Linked DNA regions of Mus musculus: all the other regions are linked to region 2. A link is a contact called in ENCODE Hi-C or POLR2A ChIA-PET data. All regions are on one chromosome and are shown on one strand. The core of a region is the stretch at or near the end of the contact, and the rest is flanking DNA. Distances in the headings are between cores, read along the strand shown. Region 1 holds the start of Themis2 (thymocyte selection associated family member 2). Region 2 holds the start of Ppp1r8 (protein phosphatase 1, regulatory subunit 8). Region 3 holds the start of Stx12 (syntaxin 12).

What was found. Hi-C counts contacts between places; a loop is a spot of excess contacts on that map. ChIA-PET counts read pairs that join two places held with the same protein, here RNA polymerase II (POLR2A).
Region 1: POLR2A ChIA-PET joins it to region 2 with 16 read pairs in embryonic stem cell. The contact joins the promoter of Themis2 here to the promoter of Ppp1r8 in region 2. POLR2A ChIA-PET finds 5 or more read pairs at or near these places in 4 of 5 experiments (Patski and embryonic stem cell).
Region 3: a loop to region 2 is called in a map of left cerebral cortex, with 5 times the contacts of the local background. The contact joins the promoter of Stx12 here to the promoter of Ppp1r8 in region 2. A Hi-C loop is called at or near these places in 3 of 37 maps with a recorded cell type or tissue (heart and left cerebral cortex). POLR2A ChIA-PET finds 5 or more read pairs at or near these places in 4 of 5 experiments (Patski and embryonic stem cell).

What each region holds. Positions count from the first base shown.
Region 1 is chr4:132,794,750-132,798,721 of GRCm38, reverse strand. It overlaps Themis2 (thymocyte selection associated family member 2), which reads left to right and starts at 2,358. Exons shown (of 6, transcript NM_001033308.2): 1 at 2,358-2,462. The coding sequence starts at 2,369.
Region 2 is chr4:132,841,655-132,845,405 of GRCm38, reverse strand. Ppp1r8 (protein phosphatase 1, regulatory subunit 8) reads left to right here and starts at 2,237. Exons shown (of 7, transcript NM_146154.3): 1 at 2,237-2,349. The coding sequence starts at 2,294.
Region 3 is chr4:132,882,324-132,886,482 of GRCm38, reverse strand. Stx12 (syntaxin 12) reads left to right here and starts at 2,025. Exons shown (of 9, transcript NM_133887.4): 1 at 2,025-2,235. The coding sequence starts at 2,118. It also overlaps the pseudogene Gm13033.

The DNA.
Region 1 (3,972 bases), core at 1,109-3,608, 47 kb after region 2:
TTTTTTCGAGACAGGGTTTATCTATATAGCCCTGGCTGTCCTGGAACTCACTTTGTAGACCAGGCTGGCCTCGAATACAGAAATCTGCCTGCCTCTGCCTCCTGAGTGCTGGGATTAAAGGCATGAGCCACCATGCCCGGCTATAATAAGTAAATCTTAAAAAAAAAAAAAAAGACAACAGGATAAGCCCCCAGAAATCCTGTGTTCTCAGCTTCACAGTTCCCTAAGCATCCCTGAGTGCAGGAGCCTCCTCCCTTCCTCCGCCTTCTTTGTTTTCCCTTCCTCCCTTTCTTCCTTCCTCTCCTCCTCTCTTGTGCTCCCTCATCGTTTCATCCCCCTCCCTGCCTCTCCTCTTCCACCCCTGCAGTAGTGCTGTGAAGATGGAGGTATTCCTGGTGATCTCCTCCATGTCCAGTGACCCTTGGTGAGCTGTTCACAGTACCTGTTAATATGAAAAATATTCAATCCATCATGGAAAGGTCTAGAAAACAGTTGAGAGACAGTAGACAGCCCTTCACCACCAGGGTTCCCTGGAGCCATGAGAACTTCTGTTTTTCTACTTACACATTTTTTTTTTCAGCCACAAGGAAGTCAGTTTCCATTTCATCTTATTTCCGAAAACAGAAGACAAGGCATTAGGAGAAACTGCATTCCGTTTTTAAGCTAGGCTCTCATGACGACCATGTTCTTTGTAACCCAGGGATGACTTGAATCCTGAGCCTCTCAAGTGCTGGGATCACAGCCTGTGCCACGGCACCATTTTTACTTACCTATATCAGAGGACTTGAGTGTCCTAGAGAGATCGGTAGCCATCTCTGCATCACTAGAGGTGTCCAGACAGAGGTGTATCTGGGGATAGACAAGGCATGTCTTCTTCCTCAGACCCAAAGGGTAAGGGTGTGTATGTCCTAAGAGACCCCAACTACACTAGGGAGCTGTGTACCTTGTTTGAACTTGGAGTACTGTGGAAGAGGCATCTGGGGGCACATCTCAGCTGGGGAAGTGGGATCGTTTTTATCTGTTCAACATCTTCATGGTCTGAGGTAGTTAAATGGTACATGCCTGTTATTCCAGAACCTGGCAGGAGGAGGCATCAAGAGCATCAGGAGTCTAAGGAAGCCATTCTCAGCTACACAGTGGATTATGTGAAATCCTGCCTCAAAAACCCAAAACAAGGCAGAGGATGCAGCTCACTTAGTAGAGTGTTTGCTTTGAATCCATGAAGCCCTAGGTTTAGTCCTCAGCATCTAATAAAGTGTGTGTGACCACACTCATTTTAGATGGTGGAAGAAGGAAGATCAGAAGTTCAAGGTCATCTTCAGCTACACAGTAATTTAAGTACAATTTGTGCTAAGGGATACTCTCTCTGTCTGTCTCTGTCTCGGGTCTGTCTCTATGTCTCTGTGTCTGTGTCTGTGTCTCTGTGTCTCTGTGTCTTTGTCTCTCTGTGTCTCTGTCTCTCTCTCTGTCTCTCTCTCTCTCTCACACACACACACACACATACATACACACACACACACACACACACACACACACACACACACACACACACCAGACCTCTGGGTATCAAATTATCAAGTCTTGCCAGGTGTAACTGCACACGCCTTTAATCCCAGCACTCAGGAGGCAGAGGCAGGCGGATTTCTGACTTCGAGGCCAGCCTGGTCTACAAAGTGAGTTCCAGGACAGCCAGGGCTATACAGAGAAACCCTGTCTCAAAAAAAAAAAAAAAAAAAATTATCAAGTCTTGATGTTAGATCTGTTCGATGGAGCCAAGTAAAGAAAGGTGTGGGAATTGTCCTGGTTGTTCTTTGGTCAATTTGACCCAAGTTAGAATTATCTGGGAACCTCTGTTGAGAAATGCCTCCATCAGACTGCTTGTAGGCAAGCCTGTAGTGCATTTTCTCCACTTATGATTGGTGTGGGTGGGCCCAGCCCATAGGGTGTAGGTAGTGCCAACCCTGGGCAGGTGGTCCTGAGTTGTGTAAGAAAGCAAACTGAGCAAACCAGTAAGCTGTGTTTCTTTATGGCTTGTACCAGTCCCAGTCCCTTTATCTCTCTCTATCTGTCCGGAGTTTCTGTTCTGACTAACCTCTGTGATCCCAGAGTTGTAAGATAATAAACCCTTCCCTCCCCAAGTTGCTTTTGGTCATGGTGTTTTATCACATTAGAAACCTTAAGAAAAGATTCAATTTTAGAGATGAAGAGACAGGTCAGGGGAAATAAAGTCCCCATTCAAGAGTTCGGGGCGCTTCAGAGAACCCTGTAGGGCTCCCGACCTGAGGGGCGTGGCCTCGGTGGGCGTGGCTTCCGGACTGTCCTCTGCAAGCTGCCGATCAGTCTGAGCAAATCTAGTCGGAACGCGACCATGGAGCCGGTGCCGCTGCAGGACTTTGTGAGCGGCCTGGACCCCACCTCCCTTCCGCGCGTGCTGCGGGTCTGCTCCGGAGTCTACTTTGAGGGTGAGCGGGCTCTGGGTGGAAGGAGCTAGGTATGATGGGTCATGCCTGTAATGCCAACACTGGGGAGCTGTGGCGGGAGGATGAGTTCGAAGCTAGCCTGTTCTATAAAGTGATTGCAGGTCAGTTTGGGCTACAGAGTTAGACCCTGAGGGATCTGGGGTTGAGTTCAGACGCTGCTGTCCGAAGTTTTATGAATCCGCACCAAAAGGCGCCACCTCCCTGCTCTTCAGCTTTTGTCCCATGGGTGATGAGAAGTCCTGAGTTTAACTCAGGCTTTTTCTCAACTGAGGCTCCTCGGTAATGCTAACAGAAATTGTGTGGCAGCTAGGCAGGAGCGATCTGAACAGCCTAGGAAATCCTGTCTCAAGCAACAAGAACAATTATAACAATAAATGGACAAATAAGTGGGGATAACTCGTCCATCGTTTCAGACAGGCACTAGGGTGCTCACTGTCGTTATTGGGGTTGTTCTGAGAGGACCTTGTTTTGTAGCCCAGGCTGGCCTTAAGTTTGCAGCGATCCGTCTGCCTCTGCCTGAATTTGCCATGCCTGGTTCACTGTTCATTTTTCTTTCTTGCTCCCTCCCTCCGTTCTCTTTTATTATCTTCTTTCCCTTTCTGCAAGGATCCAACCCAGGACCCTGAGCTCTCACCACTAAGATATATTCCAGTTCGTTATTTTAGCACCAGATCAGCCCTCCCGCTGAACTCTCTGCTCCTTGCCTCTGAGTCTCTCTGTTCCTCTGCTGGATTCTCAGATGGAGTGGTCCTCCTACCAGGGGGATCCTTCCCCGCTTTTTGCCTGTACATTTGCTCCTTGCCCATGGCTTTCCGCAACCCATAGCAGAGAAGAGATGGCCATATCAGGACACAGCCACCAGTTACTGGCCAAATAACATGTGACCAGGGACTGACCACTTGGGTAAGGGAGGGAAGAAAAGGGACCGACCGGGCTGCTCTGTGGAGGGCAGAGGCGAGAGTGGAGGGAGATGCTGAGATTCAGGGCTCCTCCCTCAGACAGCAAGCTGTCTCATGGATGCCTGCTTCATTCTACTCCCTGGAGTGAGCGAGCCAGGCTCTGCCACAGCAGCTGCCAGCAAAGTGTTCTGATGGCCAAGCGGGTTATAGACTGACCTAGGAGGATCACACAAGGGCCACCACAGTGAGTCTCTCTGGTCCATCGGAATCTGATGGGTCCCTGAAGTGGGACTCTGGGAGCCTGGTCATTCTTTTCTCCAGCTCAGAACATCCTCCCAGCGTCTCTTGCTTACCTGTGTCACAATACCCGAGTTTCCTCATCTGCTATGACCTGGGGTGATGGGAAGTGGAAGGACTTGGGGTGACGTGAGGACAGACGGATGTCACAGAGTGTCGGTATGCAAATGAGGTGAACGGGAAGGTAGATGACCCTATGGGGCAAGGTGTGGTAGAATTCCTGACCACATGGGATTCCAGTTTTGGAGGTTGATACCCCATGTTCTGCCTCCAGCCACCCTCACCTCCCCCTCCTC
Region 2 (3,751 bases), core at 988-3,487:
TGTGATCTTGCCCCAAATCCCTTAATCTGTTATCTCCTAGAACATAGGTTTCAGCTCCATTTCATTTACTGGTGCCCCTCTAATACTTGAACCATATATTTTATATTTTTCCTTTCTAAGCTTCCTACTCTTGTTCAAAACACTCTTTATGAGACTTAACCAGAGAACAAAGTCTCTGCTGGGCTTTTTTGAGACTTTGTCAATGCAATTGATATAAATCTCTTCACCTTAGACGCTGGTAGACTCTTCAGACAAGGGCAAAAAGCAGCCAGATTCTTCACCAATATACCACAAAAACAGTCTCAAGGCCACATGCTGAAATTATTCTCCACTGAAACCTCTTGGGCCAGGTCTGCACAGTTCAAATCAATCTCATCATATTCCTATTAGGATGGCCCATTAAGCAATACTTAGAGCATTCCATTGCTTTCTAAATTCTAAGTCCCAAAATCCACATTCTTCCAGACAAAAACATGGTCAGGCCTATCACAGCACTACTCCACTACCAGTACCAACTTCTGTCATAGTTAACCTTTTACTGCTGTGAACAGACATCATGACCAAGGCAACTCTTTTTTTTTTTTTTTTTTAAGATTTATTTATTGTTATATGTAAGTAAACTGTAGCTGTCTTCATACACACCAGAAGAGGGCATCAGATCTCATTACGGATGGTTGTGAGCCACCATGTGGTTGCTGGGATTTGAACTCAGGACCTTCGGAAGAGCAGTCGGTGCTCTTAACTGCTGAGCCATCTCGCCAGCCCGACAAAGGCAACTCTTATGCTGAAAACATTTAATTGGAGCTGGTTTATAGGTTCATAGGTTCAGTCCATTATCATCAAGGCTGGAGCATGGCAGCATCCAGGCAGGCATCGTGCAGGAGGAGCTGAGAGTTCTACATTTTCACCTGAAGGCTGTTAGTGGAAGACTGACTTCCAGGTAGCCAGGATACAGGACTTAAAGCCCAAGCCTACAATGATACACTTATTTCAACAAGTCCAAACCTCCAAATAGTGCCACTCCCTGGACCAAGCATATTCAAACCATGACATGTTCTATTGCTGTTGCTTACTGAAACCTGGAGAATTTATTATTATTATTATTATTAATTTTACTGTCTAGCAGGGCATAGTGTTGACTACCTTTAACCCTGTATCTCAGGAAGCAAAGGCAGATGGAATTTCAGATATGTGCTGCCACACCCTCCAACCATTTGTTTCTTTTAAAAACTGTGAAGTCATCATCCCATCTTTCTGCAAAAGTGAAAAAAGGACCATCCACTGCATACGAAGGAATGGTATGTTGTCAGAAACATATGGGACTAGTAGAGCCTGGCTTTTGGCTTTACATAGACTCAGGTTCGAATACCACTCCTTGTAAGGTGAGGCTAGAGCCTCTCTTCTGGAATCAATCTGTCTTGAGTTTTGGGAATACCAAGTGAACTGATCCATATGAAATACATACTTCCCCATAAGCACTCAATAGACAAAACCATTACAACCAGCAAGCTAATGGCTTAGAGGAAGATGGTAACCCTAATGCTTCCTATGTCACTATGACCCACAGAGAAAAATCCTAAGGGGCCATGAATTAAACATTTTTGAGAATTGGTTAAGTTACTAAAAATTGGAGGCTTTTTTTCCTTTTGAGTCTGTGCCTTGCAGCAGTTTGTCCAAAGTTTTCAAAAACAGACTACATGATTTCTGACACAGTCGCCTAATCTATAGATTCTCCCAGATCTAAGAAAATTACTGGTTTTGGGGAATTGAATCAGTGGCCTCATTCGCGCCTGCTGAACACACTACCACTGAGCCGTACACATCAGACTTGGGATCAGAAAGGACAAATGAGTAAGGATTCTGTTTTCAGATGCAGTGTTTCGAAGGAAGGCTGGAAAAAGGGGGAAAAAAAAAGCCATCACTTCTTATCTCTAGCCATCACCTGCTTATCGCTAGATGAAGCCCGAGGGGGTGGGTAGCTGGGAGTTAATGCAGATTGCAGAGCTCTAGGGTTTCTGGCGGAAAACGCAGCGCGAAAGCCGCATCAAGGTACAAACCACTCCTGACCCCGTGACCAAGGAGACACCCGCCCCCAGCCTCTCCAGCAAACACTGCAGACTTCAAACCCAGCCCCTGATGCCCTCCGCCAGAGGCGCTCCCAGGAGAGCGTCCTTGCGTTGCGCGTGCGCACGCACGCGCTGCGCACAGGCTGCTGGGATGCCGCCTCTTCCCTCCCGAGCTCTTAGTTTCCCGGCGTGCTTCAGACCCGCCAAATGGGAGGGGGAGACGCAAGATGGCGGCAGCCGTGAACTCCGGCTCCAGCCTCCCGCTGTTCGACTGCCCGACTTGGTGAGTAATGAGGTTTCTGGGACTGGAGCGGCTTGGCGTGAGTTAACCCGGACAGAAAGGAGAAGGTTGTATTTTTTTTTCCTCTTCCTTTTTTTTTTTTTTTTTTTTTTTGCGATGAAACGAACGTCTCAGAAAGATCCTGGAATGATTGAGGGAAAACTGTCCGCTGTGAGGGGCCGGGCGACGTGTGGAGGATCCTGGAGCTGGGGCCCAGGCTCTGCGGAAACCCGAGTTTTGGGGGCTCGAAGGTATTCAGTTTATACAGCGCTTGGGAGGTCAGCCGCTCACCGGGGTGCTTCAGGCCTTGGCCCCTAACTTGCCCTAACTCATCACTGAGTGCCCGATGCTCTCGGGGAGCATCAAACCTTCCCCGGGTGCTGAAGGTCTGGAGCGCGCACGAGCTGGCTTCCCTACCTCAGTCCAACCTGATGCTGCATCCCTCCGTGGCTGCTGCACCCTCCAAGCGGACTAGGTGCTCCTTGCGGGCAGGGATGGCGCGGGACTGTTCCCCCTTGTTCTCTGACCAGACCAGCACGAAACCCGGTACAAAAGACAGCAGAAGTTGTTAGCATACAGCATTTTCATCCCCTGGGAAGTTCAGAGAAGTAGTAGGATGGTTTCCGCGTTGAGTGGGGTGCAAGATGAATGAATAGGAACTGCTTTGCACGAGGATGCATCGGGGTTAGAGCCCTTTCTGCTGTTGCGGCTCTTCCTGGTTATTAACGTGTTACCTCTCGGGCTTCTGTTACATTGAGATCTTCAAGGGCAAAAACCCTTGCATCATGCTCAGCTCCTAGGCCTGAGTCAATCACATGGTAGGATATTCAGACAAAATATTTTGGCTTTAATGTTCATTTTAATCTGTATCTCGAAGCAAATGGGCTTTTGTTCGATGCACTGTCCTTTTAGCCACTGCCATGAGAGATTGGAGCGGAGCTGTGAGATGTCTGTGTTGAATCTTCAATGAGATAGACTCGATATCGTTTCTTCTGTGCAAATGTAAGGGCCCTGGAAGGTTCAAAAGAACAAGCCCAGGAAGCGAATGAATGCTTGGCTGTTTCCTGGATTTCTTTATTCTTTTAACATATCCATGTGCTTCAGCCTACAAATTCTTTATCCACACTGGTCCCTGGCTGCACTTATTTCAAATTTGGGCCAGCCAAATATAAAGAGACTCTTTCTTTGAGATCACCTGTCATTACCTCAGGGTCTGGTGTATACCAGGAACTGTGTCAGGTGATTTGACATTTGAGCATCCATCCCCTTGAATGATGAAGCGAGGTATAGAAAACAGTCTGATGACTTAGATTTTTTTTCACAAACACCTGTTCAGGGTGCCCCCACACCTCCCTCCCTTTGGAGCTTGGTTTCGTGGGCGTGGTTTTGATTTGCTCTAGTTCCC
Region 3 (4,159 bases), core at 776-3,275, 41 kb before region 2:
GTGAGTTCCAGGACAGCCAGGGCTATACAGAGAAACCCTGTCTAGAACACCCCCCCAAATAAAACAAGACACTAAATTGAGGCAGTGTTGATGATCTTAACACCCACTTCCCCCAAAGAGCTTGGCTTCCAGTATTCCAGTAGTGAGAACAGATAGGGTTTGATGTAGGCCCTTCCAAGGAGAATGGTGCCCCAATTTCCCCTAGGGTTTCCCCAAAGACAGCACCTGGAAGAGGCTTTTCTATCAGCAGGGGAGGACAGCATCGATTTTTTTTTTTAATTTTTAAATTTTATTTATTTAATGTATATATGAGTACACTGTAGCTATCTTCAGACACACCAGAAGAGAGCATCAGCTCTCATTATAGATGGTTGTGAGCCACCATGTGGTTGCTGGGAATTGAACTCAGAACGTATCGAAGAGCAGTCAGTGCTCTTAACCAGCACCAACAGCATCAATTTTACCACAGAGAACTTCCAACTCAGCAGCCTCTTTCTCCTGAGTTCTTCAAATGATTGGTAAGGCTTCGGTGAGAATGGTTTGTGGTGCTGGTTCATGGTGTAGCTTATACCATATGACCAGTGGCCAAACCCAAGATCTGCCCTAAAGCAGGTATTTGGGGGTTTGCAGTGGCAGTCTGCTTCCACCTGAGTGTCCCTGATCTCTCTGATGGGAGAATATACCTCTTCATCAATTACCTGGTACTTGAGTTTTTCATCCTTGAAAAGGCATAGTTTGGGGCTGGAGAAATGACTCTGCAGTTAAGAACACTGGCTGCTCTTCCAGAGGACACAGGTTCAATTCCCAGCATTCACATGGCAGCTCACAGCTCTCTGTAACTCCAGGTCCAGGGGCTCTGTCACCCTCACAGGTACAGGCAAAAGACCAATGAGCATAAAAATAAATAATTAAAAGAGAAAGCAAAGGAGCAGTTTATGCTGTCTATCTGGAGTTTTACCATAAACATGGCTTATATGTCCACTCCATGGCCCAGCCCTCTAGTGAATATATGTCCTTGTTTCTGGTCTGTCTTGAGATACTGGTGGGTGAATTGCTGGCCGAAGAATGTGAATATCATATTCGAGCCCTGGGGGTCAAGGATGAATTTTTTTCTTAGAATTTTCCCCATAATCTTTTGAATCAGAAACCCTCTTCTTCCCTTTCACAGGATGGGAGTCAGGCAGTCATCTGTTACAGGAGGAGAGGCTCTGATGTAGTAGGAGAGGTTGGAGAAGGGTGCCCAGTTTTCGTAGGTGTGGTGCACATTGTAAGTTGGTGGGCTGTCAATCAAATGCCATCTGGCTGGCAACATATCTCATGACTGAATTCCGCAGGAAGGGAATGGTTTTTATTTGTTTGGAGTGTGAGTGGGTTTTCCGAGACAGGGTTTCTCTATGTAACCTTGGCTGTCCTGGAACTCACCCTGTATACCAGCCTGACCTCAAAGGAAGGAAATGTTAATCAACAATGTCCCAGAATCCCTTGAAGTGGGTAAGCACGGGGCACACCGTATTGGCGGATGGTTTCAGTAGTAACTTTATTCTTGCTAGAAATTTAGGTGTTGAACAGTTTTCACCATCGAATCCTGTCGGGTACAACTGCACGTGTACTGGTCCCATTCCATGCTCATGCATTCACCTCGATTTTGACATGGGTTGGAAAAGCAAGAACTTGCTGGGTGCCTGAACAACAGTGCCGCGCGGAGCAGCAGGATGCGGGAGCGGCAGGATGCGGGAGCAGCAGGATGCGGATGAGCGTGTTGGCGGCCGGAAGGTCGTGGAATGCGGGGCGCGCCGTCTGTAGACGACAGGCTGAAGAAGTCCGGTCCTGTACTGGCTTCACAGCTGGAGGAGTCGGGTCTTGCGAGAACGCTCACCGCCAGCAGTTCGAAAACTCTCAAGAGACGACCCACCGCCAATTCCAGCCGCACACGCGCACTGCAGGATGGGGCGGAGCGCGCGCATGCGCACCGCGATGGGCGGGGGGTCAGTGCGCACGCAGTCGCGGTCCCTTCCCCGCCCTTTCTCTTCCCGGTTTTCCTCTCAGCTGCTGGGCCCGGTCAGTGGCAGCTTCCGGTAGGAGCGCCGCGAAGCGCGACCCGGTCTCTGCTCACTGTCATGTCCTACGGTCCCTTAGACATGTATCGGAACCCCGGGCCGTCGGGGCCTCAGCCCCGGGACTTCAACAGCATCATCCAGACATGCAGTGGCAACATCCAGCGGATCAGCCAAGCCAGTGAGCGAGGGGACCCAGCCGGGAGCTGGGGGCGGCCTGAGGGACAGACGGTGGTGAAGCTGCCAAGTCGGGGAGCCCGGTCTGGGTCGCAGCTCAGGCCACACCTTGAGGCCGTCGCGAGCCTCCACTCTGGGCGCGGCGAGCTGCCTTTCCCTGGGTCGGCCAGGCTCGGGCCCTTTAGGTCCACACCCCTGTCTTAGGCGGTTAGAGTTCACGGTGTTGGGGGTCAACAGAGCCGACAGCCCCGATGGTGGGAGGGAGTGTGTGTCATCTCCAGGACTGTGAGCAGCAGTCTTGACTTGGCGCAGTGGTCAGCCGAGTTTTTCCTGTCGTCGCCGTCCCCCTCTCCCCACCCACCTTGTTTTCCTCAGTTCCGATCAGGGGGTGCTTACTTGGTTGCGACTTTAGGTTCACATTCAGCTCAGCGGTTGGGTCCTCAGACATCAGCAACTTTCAATTAAGGGAAGTGGAGAATGCGTGCGTTCGAGTGACTTAATACACTGTGTTTCCTGTAATTAACCTGGACGTCAGTCAGTGCCTGGCATTTAAGGGACGGGAGGACTGCTGCTTTATGGCACAGAATGCACCGGGAACATTTTAGGTTAGGTTGTCTTTGTAGCGAACGTTTTTCCCATTTCAAGCATGAAGATGTCCTCTTCTGCCTCCGTTGAGAGCTACTCTTGGCCACAATTACACACCAAGTAAGAGATGGCAGGGTTGGGCCAAGTCAGTTTGTAACTGCTTACCTTAAAACTCCCTTCTGTAGCTAGAGTCAAGTACAGGCTGTTTTTGAGTTTCAGAATCATCCCAGAGCCCTGTAAACAGAACAACAGAAGCAATTTTACTTTAAAAATGGTGACAACCATCTGTGTTGTTTATTATTCTGTTTTTTTTTTTTTTTTTTTTTTTTGTGAGCTTAGCTATACTGTTAATAAGTAGAGTCAGTTCTGAATTGCAGTTATGTCCTAAGCTTTAAAGCATAAGCTACCACTGTGCTTTTATTTTCTTTTTGAGACAGTTTTTTTGTAGCTCTGACTATCCTGGAACTCACTCTGTGTACCAGGCTGGCTTCAAAATTAGAGATCCACCTGCCTCTGCCTCCCAAGTGCTGGGATTAACAATGTACGCCACCACACCCAGCTTGTCACTTTGCTTTTATATCTAAATGTATACTGTAGGATTTGAGAGGTAGAAAGTTTCAGGCAGGAAGGGTTAGGCCTGGGTGTATGGAGGTAGTACGAATACTCAGCTTGTTAACCCAGATATGAAAAACACAATAATAATTGATGACTAGACAGTATGGTACTTTGTGTCCCAGTTTCCTTTTGTTAAGGAGCTATAATACAGGATAAATCAGAAAATTCTTTTCAAGGGGCTGGCAAGATGGTTCAGGTAAAGTGCTTGCTGTGCAGGCCTGACCATCTGATTTGAGCCCCAGAACCCAGATGAACGTGGAAGGAGCAAATTAACTCCACAGAGCTGTACTCTGACCTCCACACTCAGCCACACTCGTTCCCTGGCACACACAATGTGTCTGTTTACATTAGTTCTATGTATGTTCCACATATCATACACACAAAAATAATAAAGAAAATTTTGTGCCAGGTGTTGGGGGCGGGGTCATGCCTTCAATTCCAGTACTTGAGAGGCAGAGGCAGGTAGATCTCAGAGTTTGAGAGGCTAGCCAGTTTACAGAGTTTCAGGACAGCCAGGGGCTACACAGAGAAACCTTGTTTTGAACCACCAGAAAGAAGAAAAGAAAGAGAGGAAAGAAAGAAAGAGAATTTGTGGGTTTTTTTTTTTTTTCTCATTGAGACTAACCTAATTTAAATGACTGTATGTGGAATATTTCATATTTGAGTATTAAGTTGTATAGTAAGCATAGGAACTGATACAGATTCTTTTAACTGCAAATCTGTGTTTA